Regions from separate parts of the Homo sapiens genome. Here region 2 is linked to region 1. Evidence: read pairs that join two places in POLR2A ChIA-PET (ENCODE). Cell type or tissue: IMR-90. All regions are shown on one strand.

Evidence for each region. ChIA-PET counts read pairs that join two places held together with the same protein. Peaks named below come from ENCODE experiments on the same cell type or tissue, not always from the same donor. Only the 100,000 strongest peaks of a DNase experiment are listed, where the experiment ranks them.
Region 2: POLR2A ChIA-PET joins it to region 1 with 12 read pairs; 14 of 35 experiments call an interaction of 5 or more read pairs at or near these places.

The regions. Positions count from the first base shown.
Region 1 is chr5:87,379,189-87,387,188 of GRCh38, forward strand. It overlaps RASA1 (RAS p21 protein activator 1), which reads left to right. Exons shown (of 25, transcript NM_002890.3): 19 at 547-662; 20 at 1,321-1,407; 21 at 4,525-4,592; 22 at 6,113-6,201; 23 at 7,638-7,715. It also overlaps a transcript of CCNH not described here. Among named protein-coding and RNA genes, the nearest start is that of CCNH, 30 kb to the right of the region's middle. In IMR-90, no CTCF peak of the experiment used is centred here; a DNase peak (open chromatin) is centred at 4,233; H3K27ac peaks cover 356 bases.
Region 2 is chr5:87,273,408-87,281,407 of GRCh38, forward strand. The region is part of intron 1 of RASA1 (RAS p21 protein activator 1); the gene reads left to right. Among named protein-coding and RNA genes, the nearest start is that of RASA1, 9.5 kb to the left of the region's middle. In IMR-90, no CTCF peak of the experiment used is centred here; no DNase peak of the experiment used is centred here.

The DNA.
Region 1 (8,000 bases):
CTTGAAGGGAAGAAATTAGTGATTTAATGTTGGAAATGTGGGGTAATGCCATAGTTGGCCTAACATAAGGATGACACAGAAGTGCAGCAGGTAGGTAGGGAGTCTCTGGACTTTAGAGATAGGCTACGGAATTCCGACTTCCATAGATAAATGTACTCTGCTGACACTAGATCAGAAGGGTTACAGGAAAAGTTCTGAGAAAGGTTTGTGATTCTGCCTAAGGCATTTGATATTTTTATTAGCCATTAAATAAGCCTCATTCAGAAAAGCTTTTAATCAGCTTTTTTTCCCCTCAAATAAATAGAATTGACTAAGCACTGTTTGCTTTTCAGTTGGCTAATTGGGAATAAATGGTAACAGACCTACCAGGAGGAGTTCCATAGAGAAAACTACTTAAAAACTCCCATTATACAAAGAAAAAAGATCAATACACACAGAGATACCGAAAAATAGACAACCTCGAAAACTATAACTACTTGTTTTCCTCTATTCATTTGCATTTGTCATTGCCAACATGCATTTATATTGATTTATTCCTTCTTTTAGTTAAGTCCATCAAAGTTAGAAAAAAATGAAGATGTGAACACTAATTTAACACACCTATTGAACATACTTTCAGAGCTTGTGGAGAAAATATTCATGGCTTCAGAAATACTTCCACCGTAAGTGGTGAAATTTTCATTTGACAAGAAATTGTGTATCTATGTCTTCAGAAATTTCTATTTCTAAAACGTGAAAGCTTTTCTGTTGTCCTAATATTATTATACTCTGAAAAAGTCATGGTTAATCTTTATGAGATGAATTGTATTTAAAGAAAATAGCTGTCTTAATAAAACCACCCATTATTTTCGTACAAGCCAATATGTCTGGTTTGTACTGTAGTAGCTTGGGGAGTGAATAGAGGTTTATAGTTTCAGATTTGAGATTGTAAAAGATATCTTGTCTATCCATTTAGTCTATACTTGATAGACTAATCACTCTGTTAATATGCTTGTCGGCCTCCAGTATTAGTGAACTCACTTGTTCAGGTAGAAGTTAACTTAAGTCTAAATCTTGCTCCCCAGAATTTGCAGCTGGTTGGTTCTCTATATCTGAAAGTAAATGTCAGGAAGTTGACTGAATAAATTGATGATAAACTTAGTGGATAAAGTTTTCCTTACCCCTTGCTAAATGCCTCATTACCTGTGGCAAAATACTTTTTTGGGTAAAAGGCCAGTTTTATTGAACTGTGGTATATTTGGGTAAATTAAGCTTTTGGCTGCTAGGAGATCAGTGTTTTCACTTGCTTTCTGTGTTGAGATGATTGTGTTATTTTGGCAGGACATTGAGATATATTTATGGGTGTTTACAGAAATCTGTTCAGCATAAGTGGCCTACAAATACCACCATGAGAACAAGAGTTGTTAGGTAAGGCTCATCAATTGATTTGTTAAATCACATACTAATAGGTGGATAATTGTGAAAAATTGAGGAATAACAATATACAATTCAATGCTTTTTTCTTTGGCTTTTATGTCAAAGCCCTGTTGCATATTTTCTAAGTCCAGATGGCTCCTAAACTGAAAGTTACTGTGAGATTTAGCTGCCGTTTGCATTTTCTAAAAACATGAACATTCATTTATAGTCAAGTATTGGGGATTTTTAAACCCTTACAAGATGAGGCTAAAAGTTATATAACAAAATCTGTAGCTAACTTCATATAGTATTCTTCATACATACACACACATTGATTGGCAGTGAGAGAGAAGGGCAGTAATTGACCGATTTAGATATTAATTGGTTTGTTACAATCTGTGACTCTGAGCTAATCAGAACCAGAACATGTAGTTCTGAAGCTGTGTTTCAGTCTGCTCATTGTACCATAATTAGGAAGAACTGCTTTGGCAAATCATGGAATTTGGGAGCTTATATAAAGGGACTTCATTATCATTATTCTATAGGAAGAACTGCTTTGGCAAATCATGGAATTTGGGAGCTTACGTAAGGTTACTTCATTATCATTATTCTAACTTATTTTTCCAATGAAGAAGCAGATCTGTCTGGAGAGGTTAAGTTGAACTAAGGTTTTATAGAAAGCTGGTGGCTAAGGCAGAACTAAAGGTAACTTTCTAAGACCCAATCTGATATCCTTGAGTCTTATTGTAGGCTTTTGCTTTTGTTAAGCATACTCCAACTAATACCCCAACTAATTCCAGGCAAATGGAAGTTTAATGCGAAAGCGTCATGGAATACAGCAGTTTTCTAATAATATAATTTGTTATTTAGAATATACACTGTCATGTCATGCTATATGTAAAATAATTAGGCAACCATTAACACCATTATTACACAGTTTGTTTTGAAAATGTGTTAATCCTGCCTCCAACCTAAATTTTGTCAAGGGGCTTCTATTTCTTTTTTTGGGGGGCAGGTAATATTTCTCTTGGTTATGATATGACATAATATTTAAGAACTACAGATTCTGTTTTTCTTGGCATTAGTGGTGATTGGGAGGAATAGAAAAGAATTACAAGCATAATATTCCAGCACAGTTACGTGTGAGATGTAAATTAAAACTGTTCTATAAATTTGTAAGTTTCAAACAAGTATAACTGTTAAGCAAACACAGCAGGAAATTGTAAACTGTTTCGTGCAAGAGGGTGTTTTAGGGCATTTTTGCCAAGGTTAGGTTTCAGGCTCATAGACCTACTATGTATAATTATCACAATATTTTCAAGTAAAGTTTACAAGATTCTTTAAATTTGGGAAGTCCAAAATTAAAGACTTAATTGTTATTTTTTTGAGACAGGGTCTTGCTCTGTTGCCCATGCTGGAGTGCAGTGGTGTGATTTCGGCTTACTGCAACCCCCGCCTCCCAGGTTCAAGTGAGATTCTTGTGCTTCATCCACCCAAGTAGCTGGATTACAGGCATGCACCACCATACCTGGCTATTTTTGTATTTTTAGTAGAGATGGGGTTAGACCATGTTGGCCAGGCTGGTCTTGAACTCCTGGCCTCAGGTGGTACACCCACCTCGGCCTCCCAAAGTGTTGGATTACAGGCATGAGCCACCATGCCCAGCCAATATATTAGAATTTCTATAAATGCTGTTTGAGAAGTAACATCTTTACTTTCTAAGAGTCCAAAAATTAGCAAACAGGTACATGTTCAAAGGTAAATGCTAAGAAATTGGGTAATCCACTCTAACAGAGAACAGAGATTGTATCTATTAATCTATAGAAGGAATTGCGTAACTCATTATTTTGGGAATAATGCTTGTCTTTACATGGATTATGTCTATCAATCTGTAGAAGGAATTGCATAATTCATTATTTTAGGAATAATGCTTGTCTTTACATGGGGCAAGTAAGAGGTTAATTATTAGTGTGGATTCTTCTTAAAAGGAAATTAGAAATTATCTACATGACAACATATCCTCCCTACCAGTGACTAAAGGAGGCAGAATAGGAGTATCTATGCAAGCTTTTAACACTGACATTGTCCCAAAGTAAAATTAGCAGATAAAATCATATATGACAGCTGTTAGTATAATTTTTGCTTTTGCTATTGTTTTATAATTTGACAACTTTTTAAAACTTTAGAATTCCTAATGTCTTGTCTTAAAAGTTTTTCAGGCTGGGCATGGTGGCTCAAGCCTGTAATCTCAACATGTTTAGACCAAGACAGGAGGATTGCTTGAGGCCAGGAATTTGAAATTGTCCTGGGCACCGTAGCGAGACTCTGCTTTCTACAAAAATAATTAAAAAAAAAAAAAAATTGCCAGGTATGGTGATGTGCACCTGTAGTCCTAACTACTCTAAGCCTGAGGCAAGAGAATTGTTTGATCCCAGGGGTTCAAGGTTGCAGTGAGCTGTGATTGTGGGCCACTGCACTCCAGCCTGGGTGACAGAACAAAACCCTATCTCAAAGAAAACAAAGAAAAAAGGAAAAAAGAAAACCTTTCCAGTGTTCTATTATAGACATTTTCATTGATCAATAAGTCACTTTTTCTCTAGTGCAATGGATTCTTATTTTTATGTGAATCATCAACAAAATCAATGCAACCAACTTAGGCTGTTCTGTTTAAATAAATTAAGAAATGAGGGTGTGTGAAGTTCTAAAATTGTACAGAACTATGCTTATATAAAAAGTTTATTTCTACTCCTGTGGTATTTCAGAAATTCTTAAGATTCCTGAGGATACTACTTTCTCTAAGTATCAAATGACCACTAGCCTGGAATAATAAATAGTAAGCAAGACAGTAAATACTACAGATAAACAACATTTTCCCAAAGTTAATCCACATTCTAAATTGGGAAAAGTGAGTAATACATTCAAGAAGCAGATATATATATTCTTAAAATACGATGCTTTGGCTTACTGTTTTCTTAAAGCTTTCTGTGTCTGGGCTTTCTTTTATTGGTTTAGAGTGAATTTTATGGGTTCTATGAGTACTAAAAATTCTGTTTATATATATTGTTTTAATGTAACACATTATATAGGTGTTTTCTAAAAAAAAAAAAAAAAAATTTCCCTCCCATTCAGTGGTTTTGTTTTTCTTCGACTCATCTGTCCTGCCATCCTGAATCCACGGATGTTCAATATCATCTCAGGTAATCAGCTTTTGATACATTTTGAAATTCAAAATATTAGAATTAACAGTTTCATACTATTTAAGAATACTCTTAAATCTTTTTTTTTTTTTTGATCATCCAATTCTAGTCATGGCATATATGAAGTATTCCAAAGCACCCTTCCTTCCTTGTGCTTGTGCTTCTTGGGCTTTTTTCTTTTTGTTTCTTTTCTTCCATCTCATATCTGGTCTGAGATGGCATGATTACACACATTCCACCTTTTTTCTACCCCTATTTGTGTCTCAAACCTTTATAATAAGTGACTTCTTGTAGTCTGCAGCTTGGCTTTTTCAAGTTGGGAAGAGCTTTGCTTAGCCCATTGCTAGACTGCTGCCAGCTAGATCTTCAAGATCAAATTAAATGATATGTACAGTTGGAATAGTATTCTGTGAGTACTTATGAAGAAAGCAGTCCTGGTTCCTCCCGTTAGAGATTTTTAAAGTCACCAGTTATATAGTGTAAATTGGCCATTTTAAACTTCAGTAAACCTGATCCAGTTTTATTACCCATATATCCATTTTGAGATGACTTTCAGGTGTTAAAAGCTTCTTTCAAAGAAAGGATAACAGGGATATTTGTGACTTTGAATGTAATAATGAACCATTATAAACAGTAGGAACTGGAACCATTTTTACCTTAATAATCTGAAGCTCAAAATTGTACTAAAAATGTTTTGGAATGTCTTAATTTTTACTTCTATATAGCCATCACATCTCTGTAATTATCTTTTATTGCTACTAAAGTGGTTAAATCTATAAATTATTAATATTAAGGGTTTGAAATTCTTTTGGAGAGATTTATCTGGATGTTCGCCTCAGACAACACCATCTAAAACTAGGCAGTCAGGTAGATTATTTATGGGATTTTACTGTTAAATAATTAAGTTCCAGAGCTTATATTTAATAGACACCAATACTTTTCATTTACATCCTACTATCTGTGTTCCACAGGGAAGTGCTTCCTGACTTACCTTTAAAATATTTTAAAAGTTTATTAAATTTCATGTTTTTCTCCTCAAAATAAAGCAGAGGTCCTAGACTTTATCTTGCTTCTTGAGCTTTAAGCGAATTATTTGGACTGCAAATAATGTTGGGAGCAGGGAATTGCTCAGATTGCTAACCTGAGTAGGTTGAAATTAGCTTTGTGAACTGTCATAAAAGATGTGAGGAGTGACAATCTTTTTTAGTGATAAAGGTAAAGCTTTGAGGTCCTTTGAAATAGTATCAACCGTTGGAAACTGCTGAGTTTTGTAGTACCCTTTTCGCAAGCCTAGAAGCACTGATAAGCATATTCACTTTTTCTCTTTTAATTCAAGTTCTTTTGAATTTTATGGATCATAAATTTTTCAAAAAACATTTTTCCAAAAACATTCTGAGTTCCGAATGGAAGAATGGGTAGTAGTTTAACAGTAAAGAAATATTAAAGTGCTAAATTTATAATGGTTTAGCTGGAAGTGCTGTTGGACTTGGTGTCATTAGCTGTGCCCAATTCTGTTACAGATTCTCCATCTCCTATTGCTGCAAGAACACTGATATTAGTGGCTAAATCTGTGCAGAACTTAGCAAATCTTGTGGAATTTGGAGCTAAGGTAAAAACATTTTGATACTTTAAAATGTAATTTATGAATGCAAGTTTGACATGATAAAACCATAAATTGTGGCTTAAGTAAATTTTTAGCAGTGAAATTTTTAGCGATGAAAGATTATTTTTGTTGGTATGTTTGTTTTTAAAGTAGCTTGTTTAAATTTTACATTTTAATAGTGGAACTTTAAAAAACACAAATTTAGCCATTATAGAAAACGAATTTTTCAAGGTCCAGTGTACTCAAATTCTCCCACTTTTAAACATAATCAATGAGTACATTTTAATACAAAAAGTCATTTAAAAATTTATTTCACAAACATTCACTGTAAATGTTAAAACTCAAGATTTTATTTTTTTAAACACCTACACTTAATTGTACTATCTAAGGATAATGACTGATATTCAGTTGGGATCATATCATGCCTCCTGCTTTTGTCACCTAATACGTGACAGACTTCTTGCCATATGTGGAAATAGATAACTCTTTCACTATTCTTAATAATGGATATTTAGATGGCTTCCATTTGTCCCTGTTATTGTTGTAACATATATTCTTGCATACATTTCCTTTCATACTTACTCAATTATTAGCTGAACTTTGGAGTAAAATCACTAAGTAAATACGTTTTAGGCTTTTGCTATGTGTTACAAGATTTCCTGTCAGCAATTTAAGATACTTTTATTGCTCCTCACAGCCTTGCCAGAACTCATTGGGTACTATACTTTTTTCTTTTTTGCCAATTGGATAGGCATAATATTTTGTGTTTCATTATTTTATTACTGTTAGAGAGACTTTCATGTCTTTATCTTTGGAATTGCCTATTGAGGTCCTTATCTCATTGAGTTTCTTACTGATTTTAAAAGAGTGTGTTAATCTTAACATTTTCCCTATTTATAGCATGGTTTTAAGTAGTCAGGATTTTAGTACGATGAGCAGTTAACTACGTGTATGGCCTAGGTTTTGAATTCATCTGAATCTTTGAGGCAGGTTACAAATAAGATATTTTCCTATTGCAGTCTTTATTATATTGTATTTTAATTCCCTGTAATCTCTGCTGGATTCAAACCTATGATTTGGGGCCATGTTTGAGTGAATTTATATATAAACAATTTGTGTCTGCCAGGCTATGTGTTACGATTTGTGCTTGGGTCCAGAATTTTCTTTCATTAAAAATACCCATACTCCTCAGTATAGCCATTTGCTTATATACTAGAAGGAAAATACTGTCATTATATGATTTAATTAATTCTTGTGAATGTGTTGCTGCTGCTACACCTAATTTATAAGAAGTATTGCTACATGTATGGGTTTTGCTATATTAATTTGGTGCAATAGTAATTGCAGTTTTTGCTGTTAACTGTAATTACTTTTGCACCAACCTAATAGATCAAACAGTGGTTTGTTTCTGGTGCATATAACAGAAGCATTTTATTTTTCAGGAGCCCTACATGGAAGGTGTCAATCCATTCATCAAAAGCAACAAACATCGTATGATCATGTTTTTAGATGAACTTGGGGTATGTATATAGTTTTCAGGTACTTTTTTTAAGACTTCTAGTTGATATAGCTGAGTTAACCCATTTAAGCAGCAATCTTTAGAAAGATTTTCTATCCAAAACTAAAAAGACAAAAAGCCTGCAAATTTTTGTCTGCCTTCCTAAACAAAAAACATATTTTTGTTTGTAATTAAAACCATTTATTCTTACACTAAATAGTTTACACCAAAGCATACATTATTGTGGCTTTTAGACTACTTCCATCATTTTTTAGGGTCTGTCTTGCTTTTCATATCCTTTTAAAGC
Region 2 (8,000 bases), 110 kb before region 1:
AAAAGGTTAAATTAAAGAAGTTTGTCACTAGTACTCCATAATTTTTTGGAGTTTCTTTTCATGGTTCTCATTTTTTTTCTTCTGCAGGGTGAGGGGCAGTGGTGGTAAAGGTATATTGTTTGTGTAGTGCACCATCAGTTATATGTAGAGATTTTTAACTGTGAGTCTGCAGTAGCAAGTGGCCATTGGTGAGAATCCAACCCACAGATATATACTGCTTGCCCTTAGAGTATTTGGAATATTTGATAATTGTCACCATTTAAGAATAGAGATTTCTTTTCTTTTTCTTTTTCTTTTTTTTTTTTTTTGAGATGGAGTCTTGCTCTGTTACCCAGGGTGGTGTGCAGTAGTGTGATCTTGGCTCACTGCAACCTCCGCCTCCCGGATTCAGGTGATTCTCCTGCCTCTGCCTCCCCAGTAGCCGGGGTTACAGGTACACACCACCATGCCTGGCTAATTTTTGTATTTTTAGTAGAGACGGGGTTTCACTCTGTTGGCCAGGCTGGTCTCGAACTCCTAACCTCAGGTGATCCGCCTGCCTTGGCCTCCCAAAGTGCTGGGATTACAGGCGTGAGCCACCTCGCGGCCAATAGGAAGATTTCATATTTAAGAAGTCTCAACTTCTAGCATCTCTAGAAAACCCACAGGACTTGGCTATACCTGGTGGCCATTCCTGCTTGAGACTAGATTGCCAGAGCTGAGTAGCGGTTGACCCTTTTAGGTGGGTACTGAGGTCTCCATTTGCAGTCTCCACCAGGTCTGCTTTGCCTTTGCTATTGCAGTATTTGCCTGGCATCTGGCCTGGATCTTATGCTGAACCTAATATTCAGACTTCTCAAGTCTGAAACTTTAAGGAAAAGAAAATAAGGAATGTAAATAGTACCTTTCTTTTTTAAAAAAATCATTTTACTGTCTCTACAAAAATAAAATCATTCTTATTAAGTCAAATAATTGGTGAAGGTTAATGTTAGAACATGTAGCATTCATTAACTTTGTCACTGATTGCATTATACATATGGGTGAGCCATTGTTTCTTAATAAAAATGGGGGTGAGACTTGCTAAGATTAGTTACGGACAATGATTGATGACCAGAACTCATATTTTTTACTGTATTTGTATAAGTAGCAGAGAAATATAGTAGGTGCTTCAAGGGTTGCAAGAGTAAAATGCCCCTTTTCTCAATGGGAGAAAAGGGAGTATTAGATCTAGTAGGAAATTAAGTAAACCAATTACTGTGATTCAGGCTAGGTTAAGATAAATATCACGAGTGAAGTATGAGCAAAGGTCATGAGGGTTAAAAGAAAAAGAAATTTGTGTAATTAGGATCAGTAAATTCTTTGAGGAAAAATAGCAGGTATGTTTTTCCTGCTACTTAATTTATTTTCTGAGCAAGAGGTTATTGGTTCTGATGCTCTTCGCTTAATGATTCTATCAGGAAAACATAATTATGAATTAGATGAGTTTAAACTTTTCACCCTTAGTGAAGAGTCTGGTCTACAGAACTTTTAGTTACCTGTGGTCTGGAGGGAAGTTGACGGTGATGTCTGTAGTGACTGAGGTACAGAGCACAGTTGAATGCTAGAATCGGTATGGATCATTGATTAGCCACTCTGGGGAAAACAGGCAAACATTACTGGCAAAGCTAAAAAGGACAGCCATAAATTAGGAAGGGAAAAGGAAAAACGAAGAGTAGACTTTCTGGTTGCTTTACTTCTCTCTCTTTACTGGCCATTGGTGAAATGAACAGAGTCCCTTTAAGAACACTTAAATACCCAGAAAAGTACCTTTTGGGAAGAAGATTTTTTATAGTGATTATTAACTATAACAATGGTTACCACTGACATTTTTTGTTGTTGTTGCTTACTGCCAAACAGGAACAGTTCTAATTGGTTTATTTGTATTGTTTTGGTTATCTATTGCTGCATAATAAAGCACTCCAAAACATAGTGGCTAAAACAATTGTGTATTTGCCCTTGATTCTAAAATTTGTGTATGGCTTTATGGTGACTTCTCCACATGTGATCTGTTGGCTATAATGTCCACTGTGGCTTCTTAACTCATAAATCTAGTGCCTCAACTGGGATGGCTGGAGCAGCTGGTAGATGGCTGGGCATTTCCCTCTCTCTTCCTACCCATGTCGTCTCTCCACTTGAAGAAGGTTGGCCTTCTTTTTTTTTTTCCCCCCTGAGATGGAGTCTTGCCCTGTCGCCCAGGCTGGAGTGCAGTGGTATGGCTCACTGCAACCTCCGCCTTCCGGGTTCAAGCATTTCTCCTGTCTCAGCCTCCCAAGTAGCTGGCATTACAGGTGCGTGCCACCACGTCCAGCTAATTTTTGTATTTTTCATGGAGATGGGGTTTCACCATGTTGGCCAGGCTGGTCTCGAACTCCTGACCTCGTGATCTGCCACCTTGGCCTCCCAAAGTGCTGCGATTACAGGCATGAGCCACTGTGCCCAGCCAGCTTGGCCTTCTTCATAGCATGGCAGCTATGGCAGTTCCGTGAAAGACCTTTCCAAGCCCTAGTGTGCCGGTATTTATCAAGCTTCTGTGTTCCTCATCCTTGCTAATGTTCCAATGGTGAGTGCTGGTCACATAACCCAGTGTGCATTAAATATGGGAGGGGACTATAAAATGGCATGAATACAGCAAGTTGAGCTTTCCTCAGGGCATCAAAGTAACAGTACCATGTGTATTACTTATTTTCATGTAATACGAGATAATAGAATACTAGTAGTGAGGGACAGGCTGGGAGATAGGACAAATACTTATGAGTTCTTCCTTCAGGCCCAGCAAGCTAAGTTGTCTTTTGTTAAATGAGTCAAATTTCTCCACAATAGATGTTGCTTTTTGGCTACCATTACCTTAATTTTAAACCAAAAATACTGAATACGGATGTTGTTTATTGTTTGAATATGCAGGTATTTCTGTGTTACCTTGAAATCACTGGCAGTACATTTCAGTTTTGTGCTGCGTTAAAAATTGTTGTTATTAGATACAACTTATTGATAACTATGTATGTCTTGTCACATCTCTACAGGATTTAGGGTATGATGATTTTAGGTGTTTTAGTGGTTATGTGATTTAGTGAGTAAAATAATGAACAGTATGGGGGACAAAAAGAAATATACAATTCTACAGTCTAGTTGGAAGATGAGGCATTACTGGTAGGGAAATAAGATGATAAAAGTAGTCTACAGATACGTTGTGCAGGTAAATTTTTCAAATTCAGAGGATAGTTGCCAAAGAGTGAAAGAATGAAAGTAAATGAAAGAATGATACTGAAATTTCATACCATAATTCTCTTGAAGGAAATTTCAGTATCATTCATTTAGGATTATTACAGTGAGAAAGTGTGATTAACTTTTGTAACATTTGTGTTTCAAATTGTAGTCAAGTTGTTATGTGTAACATAGAGTTTTAGTTACAGAGGGAAGCTTCTCTGCTTAGATACAGAAGTAGCCTTAGGTAGAGTGACTTGCTTCACTCCACCCTACACCCTAGCTAAGTTCATATAACTAGGTAGTGGTAGAACTGGGACAGAATCCGATTCTCATACTGTTTCACATATATTTAGATTTGAGTAATATTTATAATTCATTTTTTTTTAAATTTTAGAGAGGACTAGAAGCAAAGGCTCAGTATTTGCTAATCATTTGCTAGATGTCAGGTACTTTATATAGATTATCTTATTTAATTCTTACAATGATATAGTGAGAATGGGCATCATCCTCATTGTTGAGGAAACTGAGTGATAGAGCTGGAATTTTAATGTAAATACTATGCTTTTTATTTTGTCTTGCCCCTTTCCATTACGTAGAATGTACACACATATATGCACCCAGATAAAACTTAACGTACTTCAGGGCTGGCAGTAACTGGCATTTTGGACTTAATAGTTCCCCCCTGTCCCCCATAGTCATAGGTTGAAGCCTTAACCACCAATGTAACTGAATTTGGAGATACAGCCTTTAAAAGAGGTAATTAAGGTTAAATGAGGTCATAAGGGTGGCTGGTGAATCCTATAGGACGGGTACCTTTATAAGAAGAGGTACCAGGAGTATGAGTGCATCAAGAAAAGGTCATGTGAGGACATGGTGAGGAGGCCTTCATTTGTCAGCTAAGGAGAGAGGCCTGACCAGAAACCAAGCTTGCCAGCACTTTGATAGTTCAATTTCCAGCATGCAGAACTGTGAAAAAATAATTTCTGTTGTTTAAGCCACCCAGACTCTGGTATTTCGTCATAGCAGCCCAAACTGACTAATACATGGGTAACTCTACATCTTTAAAAATGGATTTGGATTATTTTGGAACAGATTAAATGCATGTCTGCTGCTTGAGAAATAAGGTCCTCATTCTTTTAATTTCTTTCACTGTGGGAGAGAAAATCTTGCCTTACTTTACCTCTTTCTTTGTTAGTCAGTGACCTTTATCTTTTTTGATTGTACCTCTGTTGAAAGATGGAAAGCATATTTAAATGCATGTCTGATTATTATAGTGTGGAAAGATCCTACACATGACCATGGTAGCCATGGAATATCCTATGGATAAGCTGTTACTCCAGCAAATTTTCTGTATTCAATGTGTGTTCATTGTTGTAACATTTTACTTTAAAAATTTCGCTAATACATCTGTCTCAAGCTAAGGGAAAGACTTAGAGATCTCCCTCACCTCTTTTAAGTGTTTTTTGTAGGAATAACTTGCTAAACTGGGTTCATATTAGACACTTGTGTAACGATAGACCGTATCTCACCTATATTCTTTTCTATCTAAATGTTGATTCATTTCTCTAATTTTTAAATCTTTTTATTTTGAGGTAATTGTAGATTCATATGCAGTTTTAAGAAATAAGACAGATGGGCCGGGCGCAGTGGCTCACTCCTGTAATCCCAGCACTTTGGGAGGCCGAGGTGGGTGGATCACAGGGTCAGGAGATCGAGACCATCCTGGCTAACACGGTGAAACCCCGTCTCTACTAAAAATACAAAAAAAAAAAAAAATTAGCTGGGCGTGGTGGTGGGTGCCTGCTACTCGGGAGGCTGAGACAGGAGAATGGCGTGAACCTGGGAGGCAGAGTTTGCAGTGAGCCGAGATCATGCCACTGCACTCCAGCCTGGGCGACAGAGCGAGACTCTGTCTCAAAAAAAAAGAAAAGAAAAAGTAATAAGTTAGAGATGTACTTGTTCATCCATTTTACCTCAGTGGTAACATCTTGCATAACTATAGTGCAGTATCAAAACCAGGACATTGACATCGCTGTAATCCACCTATTTTGTTCACATTTCACCAGTTTTACATATATTCATTTGTGTGTGTGCATGTATGTGTGTGTGATATATTTAGTATTTAGTTCTATGCAGTATTGTAACATGTAAATTTGTATAATCATTACCATACTAGAGATACAGAAGAGTTTCTTCACCACTAGAATCTCTCATGCTGTGTTTTATAACCAGAGTGTCTCCTTCCTCTTTCCTTATTCCCTGGTAACTGCTAATTTGTTCTTTTTTTTTTTTTTTTTTTTTTTTCCTGTGGTCATTTAAAGAAGATTATGCGGGCTGGGTGCAATGGCTCATTCCTGTAATCTCAGCACTTTGTGAGGCTGAGGCAGTTGGATCGCTTGAGCCCAGGAGTTCAAGACCAGCCTGGGCAACATGGCGAAACCTTGTCTCTACAAAAAAAACAAAAATTAGCTGTTCGTGGTGTTGCACACCATAGTCCCAGCTATTCAGGAGGCTGAGGTGGGAGGATCACCTGAGCCTATGAGGTTGAGGCTGCAGTGAGTTATGATTGTGCCATTGCACTCCAGCCTGGGTGACAGAATGATAACCTGCCTCAAAATGGAATCAAATAGTATGTAACCTTTTGGGATTGGCATTTGTCACTCAGCATAATTTGTCAAGTTCGTGTAAGTTGAAGTATCAATATTTTGCCCTTTTTTCATTGCTGAATAGTAGTCCATGGTGTAGATGTGCCACAGTTTGTTTAACCGTTCAGCCATTGGGGAACATTTGGGTCATTTCTAGTTTTGGGTATTATAAAAAAAAGCTGCTATAAACATTTGTATATATGTTTTTGTGTGAACATAAGTTTTCATTTCTGTCAGTTAAGTCCCCGAGAGTACAATTACTGGATTGTATGATAGTTGCATGTTCACTTTTATAAGAAATTGCCAGCATTTTCTATAATGGCTATATATTTTTACATTCTCACCAGCAATGTGTGAAAGATCCGGTTTCTCTGTGTCTTAACCAGCATTTGATGATATCATTTTTTATTTTAGCCTTTCTGTTTTTACTGATATCTCATTGTGATTTTGATTAACATTTTTCTAATGTCTAATTATATTAGTCAGGGTTCTCCAGAGAGAATCAATAAGATACATGCATATATAAAAGGGAGTTTATTAGGGAGAATTGGCTCATGCCATTACAAAGTCAAAATCCCACAATAGGTCATCTGCAAGCTAGCCAATGAAAAAAGCTGGTACCACATCCAAGTTGGAAAGCCTCAAAGCCAGGAAAGCTGACAGTCTGAGGCCAAAGGCCTGAGACCCCCAGGGAGGCTGCTAGCCTGAGTCCTGGAGTCCAGAGACCAAAGAACCTGGAGTTTGATGCCTGAGGGCAAAAGCAAAATATCCCTCACTAGAAGGGGATGGGGAACTCAGCACGCTGGCTCTGTTTCTCTTACTGCCTGCTTTGTTCTGGCAGCCGACTGCATTGGATGGTGCCCACCCAGAGTGGGTCTTACTCTCCTCATTCACTGACTCACATGCCAGTCTCTTCTGTAAACACCCTCACAGACACACCCAGAAACAATGCTTCACCAGCCATCAAGGCATCCCTCAGTCCAGTCAAGCTGACACCTAATATTAACCATCACAGTAATGATGTTGGAAAATCTTTTTCTTTCTTTCTTTTTTTTTTTGACAGTGTCTTGCTCTGTTGCCTAGGCTGGAATGCAGTGGCACAATAATGGCTCATTACAACTTCCACCTTCCAGGTTCAAGCGATTTTCCTGCCTCAGCCTCCCAAGTAGCTAGAATTACAGGCACCTGCCACCACGCCTGGCTAATTCTTGTATTTTTAGTAGAGACAGGGTTTCACCATGTTGGCCAGGCCGGTCCTGAACTCCTGACCTCAAGTGATCCACCTGCCTCAGCCTCCCAAAATGCTGGGATTACAAGCGTGAGCCACCTCGCCCAGCTTGAAAAATCTTTTCATGTGCTTTTTCCATCTGTATACCTTCTTTGGTGAAATGTCTGTGTCTTTGGCCCATTTTCAAATTGGATTTTTTTAAATTGTTGAGTTTCAAGAGGTTCAACCCATATTGTAACATGTGTCAGAATTTTCTTTCTTTCTTTTTTTTTGAGACAGAGTCTCACTCTGTCGCCCAGGCTGGAGTATGGTGGTCCGATCTCGGCTGACTGCAAAGTCCACCTCCCCAGTTCATGCCATTCTCCTGCCTCAGCATCCCGAGTAGCTGGACTACCGGCGCCTGCCACCACGCCTGGCTAATTTCTTTTTTTTTTTTTGAGGCTGAATAATGTTCCATTGCATGTATATATCACCTTTTGTTTACCCAGTTATCCACTGAACATTTGGGTTGCTTGCATCTTTTGGCTATGGTTCCCAGTGTGCACATGGTATATAAATATCTGTTCCAGTGCCTGCTTTCATTTTGGGTATATACCCAGGCATGGAATTGCTGAATCATATGGTAATTCTGTTTTTAATTTTTTAAGGAATCATCATACTGTTTTCCACAGTGACCACACCATTTTATAGTCCCAGCAGCAATGCACAAGGGTTAGAATTTCTCTGCATCCTTGCCAACACTTTTTTTTTTTTTTTTGAGACGGAGTTTCGCTCTTGTTGCCCAGGCTGAAGTGCAATGGCGTGATCTCGTCTCACTGCAATCTCGTCTCACTGCAATCTCGTCTTACTGCAATCTCCGCCTCCTGAGTTCAAGTGATTATCCTGCCTCAGCTTCCCGAGTGCCA